Regions from separate parts of the Homo sapiens genome. Here region 1 is linked to region 2. A link is an interaction called in ENCODE POLR2A ChIA-PET data of the cell type or tissue named here. Cell type or tissue: HepG2. All regions are shown on one strand. Each heading gives the region's core, and the rest is flanking DNA. Links, peaks and the distances in the headings are about the cores only. Region 1 has its middle 5.2 kb from the start of MIR5580. Region 2 holds the start of LOC124903316 (a long non-coding RNA gene).

Region 1 (5,385 bases), core at 218-5,217, 330 kb after region 2:
CTTTTTTTCAGAAACGAGCTCTTGAGACTGTTGTTTCAAGGAAAATGCGTTGGGTTACACAGGTCAAAAACAAAAACAAGCAAGGGCTGGTAACCTATAGCTTTCAGGCCAAATCCAGCCTACCACCTGTGTTTTACCATCTGTGAACTAAGAATAGTTTTACATTTTTAAACAGTCTTTAAAAATCAAAAGAATATTTCACAGCAAGCAAAAATTATATGAAGTTCAAGTTTCCGTGTCCATAAAGTTTTACTGGGACGCAGCCACATGCATTTGTTTACTACTCTCTATGACCAGTTTTGTGCTAGGACTGGTAGAGTTGAGTAGTTGCCACAGAGGCCTATGATCCATAAGGCCTAAAATATGGACTATCTGGCCCCTTATGGAAAAAGTTTGCCAACATCTGGTCTAGAGCATCTGTTGTTACTTTAACTGTAAATCTTCATATGACCTGGGATTATAGCCATAATTTATACATTTTATAGTAAATATTTATCAAGTACTCATCATGTTTCATACTCTGGTTTTTGCTTTTTACATTTGTTTTTATTACATTTTGCTATAATTTTTTTTAAAATTCTACTTATCAAACCTAGTTTCTTTAAACTTCTGATAACACCCTCAATTTCATAAGTAGTCTGAATGTGTGTGTTTATTTGATAGATTTGGATACTAGGCAATTCAATTTTCCCATACTTAAAAATAGAGCTTCCTATACTTAAAAATATGATTAGCTCTTTAATATGTTTAGACATTTCTGAAGTTTAGTGTAACATACACATCTATATTAAATCACTTTTGCATGCTATCTATTTACCAAGTATCATTTCTTAGTAATTCTTATAAGCCTGTCTTGCTCCTAGTGTGTCAGATGTTAAATTCTAATCGTATTTTAAATATATTTCTGAACTATCTGCTTATCCACTGATCTATTTTTTTAATGATAACCTAATAACAAAGACTTTTAAAAATTGTCATTTTGTACACATCTGCCAAGACAAGGAGACTATTGTTACCTTAAAATTTGGGGACATATTCTTCCCCATTTGTTGGTCCATGTGACTATCTTTCAAGTTCCATTAAATATGTTTAAAGAAATTTTAGTTAGTGTTGCATTAAATTAACCTAGGAAGCATTTTCTTCTCATTATAATATAATTTTCCCACCAATGGCCAGATTTTTGTCTATGTACATATCCATATCTTTAAAACAAAACAAAACAAAACAAAAAACTTTCCCAGCATTATAACACAGAGATAGAATGAGTTCTTTTTTAAAAAATTTTGTGGGTACATAGTAGACATATATATTTATGGGGTACATGAGATGTCTTGACACAGGCATGCAATGCATAATAATCATGTCACAGAAAATGAGGTATCCATCCCCCTAGGCACTTATCCCTTATGTTACAAAAATCCAATTACACCCTTTTAGTTATTTTTAAATGTACAATTATTATTGCCTATAGTCGTCCCGTTGTGCTTTCAAATACTAGGTCTTATTCATTCTTTCTAATTAATTTGTTTGTACTTATTAACATCTCTCATTCTCCTCCATGGAATGAATTCTTTATAAATGCATGTTTATGTTAGTAAAAACTTCGCTATTTAAAATTCTGTTAGGGGAGATAAATTCTGTCAAAATTCTATATTTAATTATAGATATACAACCTAAATACATTTTCACTGTAAACTATTCTAGGGAAAACAGAAGACCCCTCCTGATTCTCCCCTACCCCATCACATACCGAACACAGAGCCCTGCTTCTCCTAGAGAAGCCTAGAAACTTTGTCAATGGGCTGAATAATGCAGAATAGACCACAGACCATTTTGTTTTGCTTGCTGTTCCCATCCGCCAACATTTTCCTAAATTTACTTTTCTTCGGGTCACTATGACTTGTTATATAACATTAGTGATCTTAGGGAGATATAGCTAGAATTATATTCTCCCACAAATGCTCAAAATGTAAGGTTATCTTCCAGCAGCTAAACTTTTGTATTTTTACAATTGCCCCTTCTTATCAATAGGGCTTATTAAACGTCCAGTTTCTTCCCTCAGATCCCTGTGACTAATCTCCCAATTTGGAAAGAATAGACACTTAAAAGTAACTACCAGTTGATTCCATGCTAATTAGGACCCCGGATTGTTCAATCTTCTAGAATGCTGAAAAGTCCCCTTTATTTACAGTGTTGGGTCTCTAAGGTGGAGCATATTTGGTTAAAATAAATTATGAGCTAGTTCTTGAGAATTGCTAAGTGACAAGCAAATAAACAATAACCTACACACAGTGTAGGCCCTCAGAGACTGTGATTTAAGTGCATAGATGAGTTTGGGTGGAATAAGCAGGACAGCCAAGTGGGAAACATAATACCAAGGTAAATGTGTATAATTCCCATGCAAAGTGTCACGAATCTATTAAAAAGCACCTCCCTGATTTATTAAAAATAAAAAGTGATGCCTGTAAAGGGGAAGAGGGATGTTGGTGGAGTCTGCTGTTTGCTTTTCTGGAGTCTTCACCTGCAAGTCTACACTAACTTGCCAAAACAAACAATGTTAGCAAAACTGTCCTCTCAGCAGCTATATACTAAATCCTACAACTCTTCTATCCGGAAAACCTGGTCAATTTCAAGATAGATAATGAGCAAAATAGTCTGACGTTTTGGGGTTTAGGGGAGGGGAAAGGTTGATCAAACCCACTTACCACATTGCTGAGTTTTGAAAGACGTGGGAAAAGTGACTTTCCTTGTTAACAATCCCCCACCCCCTCCCTCGAGCTAAATGGAATGCTTTGCTATGCAAATAACAAGTCTGATCTCAGAGGAAGTAAAAGACTCAGGATAGTAAAAGGAACTCACCTTTTGGAGGTAAATTAACTCTTCTAAGGCACCATTGAACAAATTACTTCTCCATGCTCTAAAAATTCTCTTAGTGCCCTAAAACCTCAAAATCGCCTGAGATTAATTTGCTCCTTCGAGGGTCAGGCCTCATAAAGAGTGAGTCCCACTGGAAAAACATCTTTTGTCTGCCCTTGTTAAGGTACACAAAAGAAGCATGTGGAAATCACTCAGCAACTCGACATTTGTGGCTGACCCCAACCAACTGGAATCTGAAGGTTGAAAGTGTCAAGGTCAGTCTGAACCTAGTAACCTAGCTGTTTGAATAGGTTTCAATTTGGTAATTACTGTATTTAGATAATTCTGCCTCCCTTTCCCACTACCCTTCATTACCAAGAAAACCAGTGCAAAAAATCAAAGCATGAAAATGAGAGACGCACATTGAGTCAAATAGGAAATTGCTCAACTCAGTGGCTTCTGAGTGCATGAGACAGAGACCTTTTAAGCATGTCCTTCCTTCCCCAGGTTGCAACTGACTTTCTCCAGGGAAGGAATATATTCCCAAGTTGATCAAATCGTGTGGATGCAAGTCTTCCAATGTGCTCAGTCAACAAAAATGTCTGAGCCTGGGATGTCAGGTAACCCACTTTTCAGAATACTTAAATCACACAAAGGAGCATTCTGTTTAGTACTGGGACCACAATGCTTAAGCTGAGCCTTAAGAAGTCAGTAAGAATCTTAATAAGATTTGGACATGATGCCCACAGCCCTGATACTATGTCCAGGCAGCTTAAAATTGCTTGAGGTTAAACATTTAAGTTTTATACCCAGCCAACTTTCTCACAAAGGAGTGGAGGTGATCCACACTGACATATGTATAAACCATACATTTAGGATTTAACATATGTTAAGGTTATAATATTAATCCGAAATTAAGAAAAACAGAACACAAACGCTATAGGAAAACATAAACATATGAACAAAGACTAGAAGAAAACAAAAACCTAAGTAGTTGTTTTAGGAGGATGGGATTGTAAGTAAACTCGCTTTCTCAAAAAGGAATCTGAATGTCATTTTACTACATTTTAGAAACAATAGAAGGAAAAAGTTGTGTATATCCAGCTGGAAGGAAACATTGCAATTGGACATTAAATGCTTGGGTCTGAGCTTTCTGGAGCTAAGTTAACACTTTGGGTTATGTAGCTTTTACTGACCAATCAAAGAAGGTGTATAAGTCAGTTCTCAAAAGATAGACATTTTTCTACATTTGAATTATAAATGAATTCAGGGAACATTGGGTGTAGCCTTAACCATACCACCCCTCATCTCTTTCTCTCTTGTAAGGTCCATATCTTTGGCCTCTTTGCCTAGGTCCTACCTCAGAAACAAACTGCTTTGAAAACCAAATGACAAGGATTAAAAGATTAAATCAGCATGAAGCTTGAGTTGAACACAGTTGTACATTTTCTTAACCCAATCATGGACAACTATATGCAGGATGGAATCACTTGCTGGTACCTTAGGGAGAGAGAAATAATTACAGGACTAAACTATTGAGTCTAGCCAATTAAAATCTCAATCAGTGTGCTTTAGACTGTTTAGAGAATTATCTGCTGATGAGGGCTTCAGTTAATAAAACTGGAAAAAACATATTGCTAAAGTAACAGTAATGAAATTTTGCAAAACTAGAATCTACTTGCACCAGGCTACCAGGTTCCAGGATTTGGGGTAGGGAACTTTGTAGTCATTTAAAAATATTTTTGCTAGAAATCAAGCTATAAAAAGTTAAAAGATCAATGAGATCTTTTCTTTAGAAAATGTGGCAAAACTGACTGAAAGCTGGACTTCAGAAATTCTCATTAGTAACACAACGCAGCAAATTATTCTTCCATCTTGTCTTCTTTTCCTCAAATTTCACATTTTTGAGGTAAACATTTTGGAATCCGACAGTATTTTCTGAATTGTTTGTTCTGAACAGCATACTATAACTTTTATATTTTCACTTAGTTTATAAAGAATATTTTGAAGAGCGAGCGAAAGCAGAAACAACTGGAACTTGCTGCAGTTAATGCTTTAAATAAAGTGACTTATGAATGGTAATTTCAAATGGCTTCCAAGCTGAAAAAAAATTTTAGATTTTTTTCTAGAATTGACTCAAAGTTGCACACCTTGAACTTTTGACTCCTTTTTCAAAATAATTTCTGTGTGTTTTTTTTTTAACATTAGAGCAATTTGACATTTTTCCTAAAATCAGCCACTTTTCTCCACTGGTGAGCATTGCAGTTCTGTTTATTTATTCTGCCATTAGGTGCTAAATGCATAGGGAAATGAGATCCTTGCAATCCCACCTAGACCACATTTCTAACCACTCTGAATTTAATTTCCAGTTATAGTTTTCAGAATTGTGCTAGTTTGTATCACAAGGTAAGCCTGAATAACTTTGCATCAATTCTAATTTGGCAGTCCACCAGTTATCCTAAATTCCCCTAGGGAATACTAATAACCTTCTGATTCCCAGGTAATGTAAGGTCACCAACGTTGCATTTG
Region 2 (5,385 bases), core at 257-5,256:
GGAGGAACAGGAGTTTGTTGTCACTGGTCTGGCCCTTGTTTAGGATTTACAGCCCAAGGATCTGCCACCAGCCAAGTGTGGTGGCAAGTGGCACCCTCGTTCTCTGGCTTGTGGCTCTCACAGACGTCATGCTATTTCCTTGTAGGCCTCCTCATTGTGAGGCCCTTTCATGATTCCCTCCCATTAACTGGCTAGTGGACTATGACAGACATTCTGTTTTCTTTCTTTTCTATATTTTCCCCTTCATCTCTATCTCTGAGGGAGAATAGGAGGAAGCAAAGTCCCATTCCCTCCCCCAGGAGATCTTGAATGCACAGGAAGAGCATCCTTCTATCTTTGTTGAGGGTGGATGAGAGTATAAATGGCTTCCAACTGAGGATGGTAGGACTGGAAGCAATCTCAGAGTCCACTGGGAAATTGCCTTACTTTTCAGTTTTCATGGCACGTGTAGAAGGAGTTAGCACAGTAGGGTAAATGGAGATTTCTTACAACTGAGGTGCCCAGACCAGGTACTCCAGCTGCCCCAGACCCTGCTTGGCCACCCTGAGGTCTGAGGGGACCCAAGATTGACAGCTCTGTGATCTTCATGGCCAGCCTTAGGTATCACTATCCAGCTCAAGGTGAGGATTCAGACCTGATTCAGACCTGATTGTAAAGTACCTGACTTTTGTCCACAGTCCAGTGGTCAGTACCTGTCACATGGACACATCTGACTCTCAGAAAGGCTAAGAACCAGGTTTAGCTGTGTTGGGAAAAAAGGACACAGGTTTGATGAATAGCTTAGCCAGTCTCTGCCACAGACAGTATGGGACCAACGGTGCTCCAAAGATAGATGCCAAATTGGAACTAAGACACACACTGCTTAACCCATAGCACAGTGCTCTCCCCACCAGACCACACTTGGTCATATCTCTCATACGTCCCCTCCCTTTTAAAAACACAGCCCACAGGCCAGGCGCGGTGGCTCACCTGTAATCCCAGCACTTTGGGAGGCCGAGGTGGGTGGATCATGAGGTCAGGAGATCGAGACCATCTTGGCCAACATGGTGAAACCCCGTCTCTACTAAAAATTCAAAAAATTAGCCAGGCGTGGTAGCGGGCGCCTGTAGTCCCAGCTACTCAGGAGGCTGAGGCAGGAGACTGGCGTGAACCCGGGAGGCGGAGCTTGCAGTAAGCCGAGATCGCGCCACTGCACTTCAGCCTGGGCGACAGAGTGAGACTCCGTCTCAAAACAAAACAAAACAGAAAACAAAAACAAAGAAACACAGCCCACAAAAGGTGCCGAAAAGGGATCCAAGGAGAAAGTGGTTGAGCCATTTTTTTGAAGTGAGCCTTGTTGATCTACAGAACAATGAGGTTGCATTTAGAAAATTCAAGTTCATTACTGAAGGTATTTAGGGTGAAGATTGCCTGACCAACTTCTGTGGCAGGGATTTCACCCACGAAAAAATGTGCTCCATGGTTAAAAAGTGTCAGACCAGGTATGAAGTTTACGTTAATGTCAGAGCTACTGATGGTTATTTGCTTCATCTCTTTTGTGTTGGTTTTACTAAAAAAAAAAAAAAAAAAAAAAAGAAAAAGCAACAATCAGATTCTGATGACCTCCTACACCGAGCAACTATAGGCCTGCCAAGCCTGAAAGAAGATGATAGAAATCTCGACCTAGGAGGTACAGATGGATGTCTTGGAAGAAGTGGCCATTGAATTGATAGCAGAAAGCGCTGGAAAGACATAGGAGAGGGTTGCCAATCTAGTTATCCTCTCTATAATGTGTTCATTAGAAAAGTGAAGCTGAAGATGCCCAACTCTGAACTGGGAAAACCTAGGGAGCCTCATGATGAAGGTAGTGGTTCTAGAAAAGCTACTGGGGTGAGACAGATGCTAACGTTAAACAAGCTGATGGATAAAAGTCCGAGAATCTGTTTAAAAATTCAAACTTTTAATGGTGACAAATAAAACATATTATTTGTCGGGAATTTAAGAAACACATCTCATTAATTACACTTCTAGTCTACCGTAAGTCAATTCCACTCACAGGCAAGGCTTGGTGTAACTTAGGAATCCCACAATGAAGTTCAGCCCCGCCTCTCAGAATGACAGAGAATTTCCACTGTACTATGAACTCTTTGTAAAAAAAAATCAGCATCTGCATCTTCAGCTTTGCTTTTTTCTTACCTCTTTCGGTCCTTCCCCACTTGCTTGTTTCCTGAAGACCAGGGGGCAAGATGAAGGTTACTGCATGGTTCACTGCAAACACTGTCTCTCAGTTTTACCTCAACCTTTGATTCAGATGTTTTCACTTCCTCCTCTTCTTACGTATGGCCCTTTGGTCTCTGTCCCCTAGGCTGACTTTCATCATCCAATTAGAAATAACACCGTCTTCTTGCTACCATTTCTCTGGGAACCGTAGGGAGTAGACCCCCAGCCTCCTGCACTCCCCACAGGGGCCAGCCGAGCTTCAAAGGAGTGTGTTGGCAGCACCACCTCACGGCTGGGCTTCCTTTCTGTTTGAACAGCTTCCATTGCTCACTGTTGATCAGTAACTCAATGATTCATTAAACACACAAACAATGAGTGAATCTGTTCCATTAGCAAGGCCACCTGTTGATCTCAGACATTCTTAGCTGAACTCGGCAAATACGAACAACAGAATGCCTACATCAGTCGAGTGCTCTGTCTCTATTTGATGGCATGTTAGAGCAGGAAAAGCAGAGTCCAGGCTTTGCTGATGCTTTTATGCTTTTCCTTTCATCTGGTGGCAGGGCTGTAAGAGTAAAATGTGGAACACAACCCACCTCTCTATAAGCAGCTGGAAAACTTTAAGAGCTTGGTCGCTGTTCCTTCCTCAGTCTTGTAGAATTAGAGAAAAAGGAGAGTGGGAATATTCTGTACCCTTTTGCTTGCAGGTGCAAGGGCAATAGAATTAACCAAGCCCTAAACACACACACACACACACACACACACACACACACACACACACACACACACACACACCAAAAGAAGAAAAACTGTAAAAGACATCTTATTGATTGCAATGACACCTTCTCTGCCTTAGAAAAAATACAATCTCTTTTCTATGTAGCTTCTGGTTCATGTAGCTGTTCCAGGCCTTTAAGAACTGGTCTACTAGTGTTTACAAGCTTTTAAAAAATATTATACTTTATTTGGCTACTAAAAGTCATATAAAGCAGACTGGGTTAAGCTGTTGATACAGGCATCACGGTCAATAAAAGTTGAAATTTTATTTTTAAAAATAGCATTTTTCCTCTCTTATAATTCCTCTTGTTATTATGATAACGAGGAGAGCTTTTATAAAGTGGGTGGTATTTGTTTGAAACCTGAAAGGTGTACCATACCAGGAATAAAGAGACACTTGTTCTTTTCTCAGTTAAATACTAAATTGCCTCTTTAGGGTGAATTTAGTATTTAAATGCATAATTATTATGATTTGTACTGTGTTAAGTTTAAATTTCTCTGCAGTGACACTGATTAAACACAGCTCAGTGTTTCTGTTTGATAGATTTATTCTAGGATATCAGTAAAAACTTGGTTGGTTGGTTGGTTGGTTGGTTCTTGTAATCAAATGGAAGATGAAGAAGCAGAAGGAAACAACTCTTCAAATAAAATTCCAGTTCCTATGAATTTATTATGTAAAATATATAAAATCATGAGTTTTAAATTTCCCACTGGATTTCGGAAATGACTGTTGCTAGTGGCTGGTTTACTTTCATTTGTGTGGCACTGGAAATGACAGAGTGCCAGGTGAGGAATTCAGTTTGTGTCTCTTTTGTAAATATTCTTTTGCTTTGGGAGGACATGCTTTGAGCTACACACATTCAGAATGAATAAGGTGAACAGATTGAGGCAGGCAGACCCCACTACTTGGATTCTCTAGGCAGGTGTGAGCATATCTCGCTCATCCAATACATAAAAGACCACGTGCATTTTCAAAGGGATTTCTGCAATCCCTTTTGCAATCTTTTGACAACCACTACTATGATCTGATTGCCCAATGCAGGTGCTTGTGCAGCCGCCCCACTGTGCCATCAAAAGAATCCTCAGATTCTTCTGACTAAAAGGGACAGGCAGAAGAAGTAACTTTTTAAAAAGACTAAAAAGGAAATAGCCACATAAAATGAAAAATTAGATGGAAGGTGAATAGCTATCCCCTCCTGTGATTAGATTGTCACCATCCAATAGAACTTTCTGCAGTGATACAAATGTTCGATACCTGCACTAACCAGTGTGAGAGCCACTAGCCACATGTGACTACTGAGCATTTGAAATGTGGCTAGTGTGACTGGGAAATTAAAATTTAATTTTAATTAATTTAAATTTAAATATGCACATGTATTTAGTGGTTGTCATTGTAATATCCCCCAAGTGACTAGGTTGGTTTCCTACCTTCATTGTAAGCTCTCAGTAAGTATTTGCTGAATCAAAAAGATAAAGGTGATCATGGTCTATCTCCCTTAATACTCTTAGGTGCTTCTCCTGGCCTGAGGATTCCTACTTACTGCAGGTCTTGCCTCCTCTACCCTTGGCTCCGGCTATCCAACCTGTTTCTCCATCCTTCAACTTGCCCTTAACCTTCCTTTTTCTGTGTTTTTGTGTGTTCCATTCTCTTCAGCTGGAATGCTCTTCTTCCCACTTGTCCATCTTGGCAGACCTCTGCTTATAACCCAGAAATATTACTTTCTCTGGGAATGCTATGCCAACTGCCCCAAATGGATATAGTCACTCCTCTTGGTTCCCATAGTGGTGTAGTGTAAATATCAGAGCAGTGGTGTCTTAGGGCAGACCCTCTGATCTGTGCTAAAGTGTTTATGAATGTATTAGTCAGGGTTCTCTAGAGGGACAAAACTAATAGGATACATGCATATATGAAGGGGAGTTTATTAGGGGAATTGACTCACATGATCACAAGGTGAAGTCCCACAATAGGCCATCTGCAAGCTGAGGAGCAAGGAAGCCAGTCTGAGTCCCAAAACCTCAGAAGTAGGGAAGCCAACAGTGCAGTCTTCAGTGTGTGGCCAAAAGCCAGAGAGCCCTTGGCAAACCACTGGTATAAGTCCAAGAGTCCAAACGGTGAAGAACTTGGAGTCTGATATTTGAGGACCGGAAGCATCAAGCATGGGAGAAAGATGAAGGCCAGAAGACTTAGCTAGTCTTGTCTTTCCATGTTCTTCTGCCTGCTTTTATTCTGGCCATCCTGGAAGCCAATTAGATTGTGTCCACCCAGATTGTGGGTGGGTCTGCCTTTCCCAGTCCACTGACTCAAATGTTAATCTTCTTTGGCAACACCATCACAGACACACCCAGGAACAATACTTTGCATCCTTCAATGCAATCAAGTTGACACTCAATATAATATTAACCATCACA

The links. Peaks named below come from ENCODE experiments on the same cell type or tissue, not always from the same donor. Only the 100,000 strongest peaks of a DNase experiment are listed, where the experiment ranks them.
Region 1: POLR2A ChIA-PET joins it to region 2 with 11 read pairs; 3 of 35 experiments call an interaction of 5 or more read pairs at or near these places.

Annotation. Positions count from the first base shown.
Region 1 is chr14:53,940,585-53,945,969 of GRCh38, forward strand. No RefSeq gene overlaps it. Among named protein-coding and RNA genes, the nearest start is that of MIR5580, 5.2 kb to the right of the region's middle. RefSeq lists enhancers at 2,514-3,141, 3,142-3,768, 3,447-4,891, 5,232-5,385. In HepG2, for the core only: no CTCF peak of the experiment used is centred there; DNase peaks (open chromatin) are centred at 2,747 and 3,087; H3K4me3 peaks cover 881 bases.
Region 2 is chr14:53,611,478-53,616,862 of GRCh38, forward strand. The region is part of intron 2 of LOC105370504 (a long non-coding RNA gene); the gene reads left to right. LOC124903316 (a long non-coding RNA gene) reads right to left here and starts at 905. Exons shown (of 2, transcript XR_007064176.1): 1 at 1-905. It also overlaps the pseudogene RPS3AP46. RefSeq lists a silencer at 925-974 and enhancers at 1,295-1,404, 2,360-2,459, 2,480-2,579. In HepG2, for the core only: a CTCF peak has its summit at 2,480; DNase peaks (open chromatin) are centred at 2,534 and 3,974; H3K4me3 peaks cover 2,499 bases.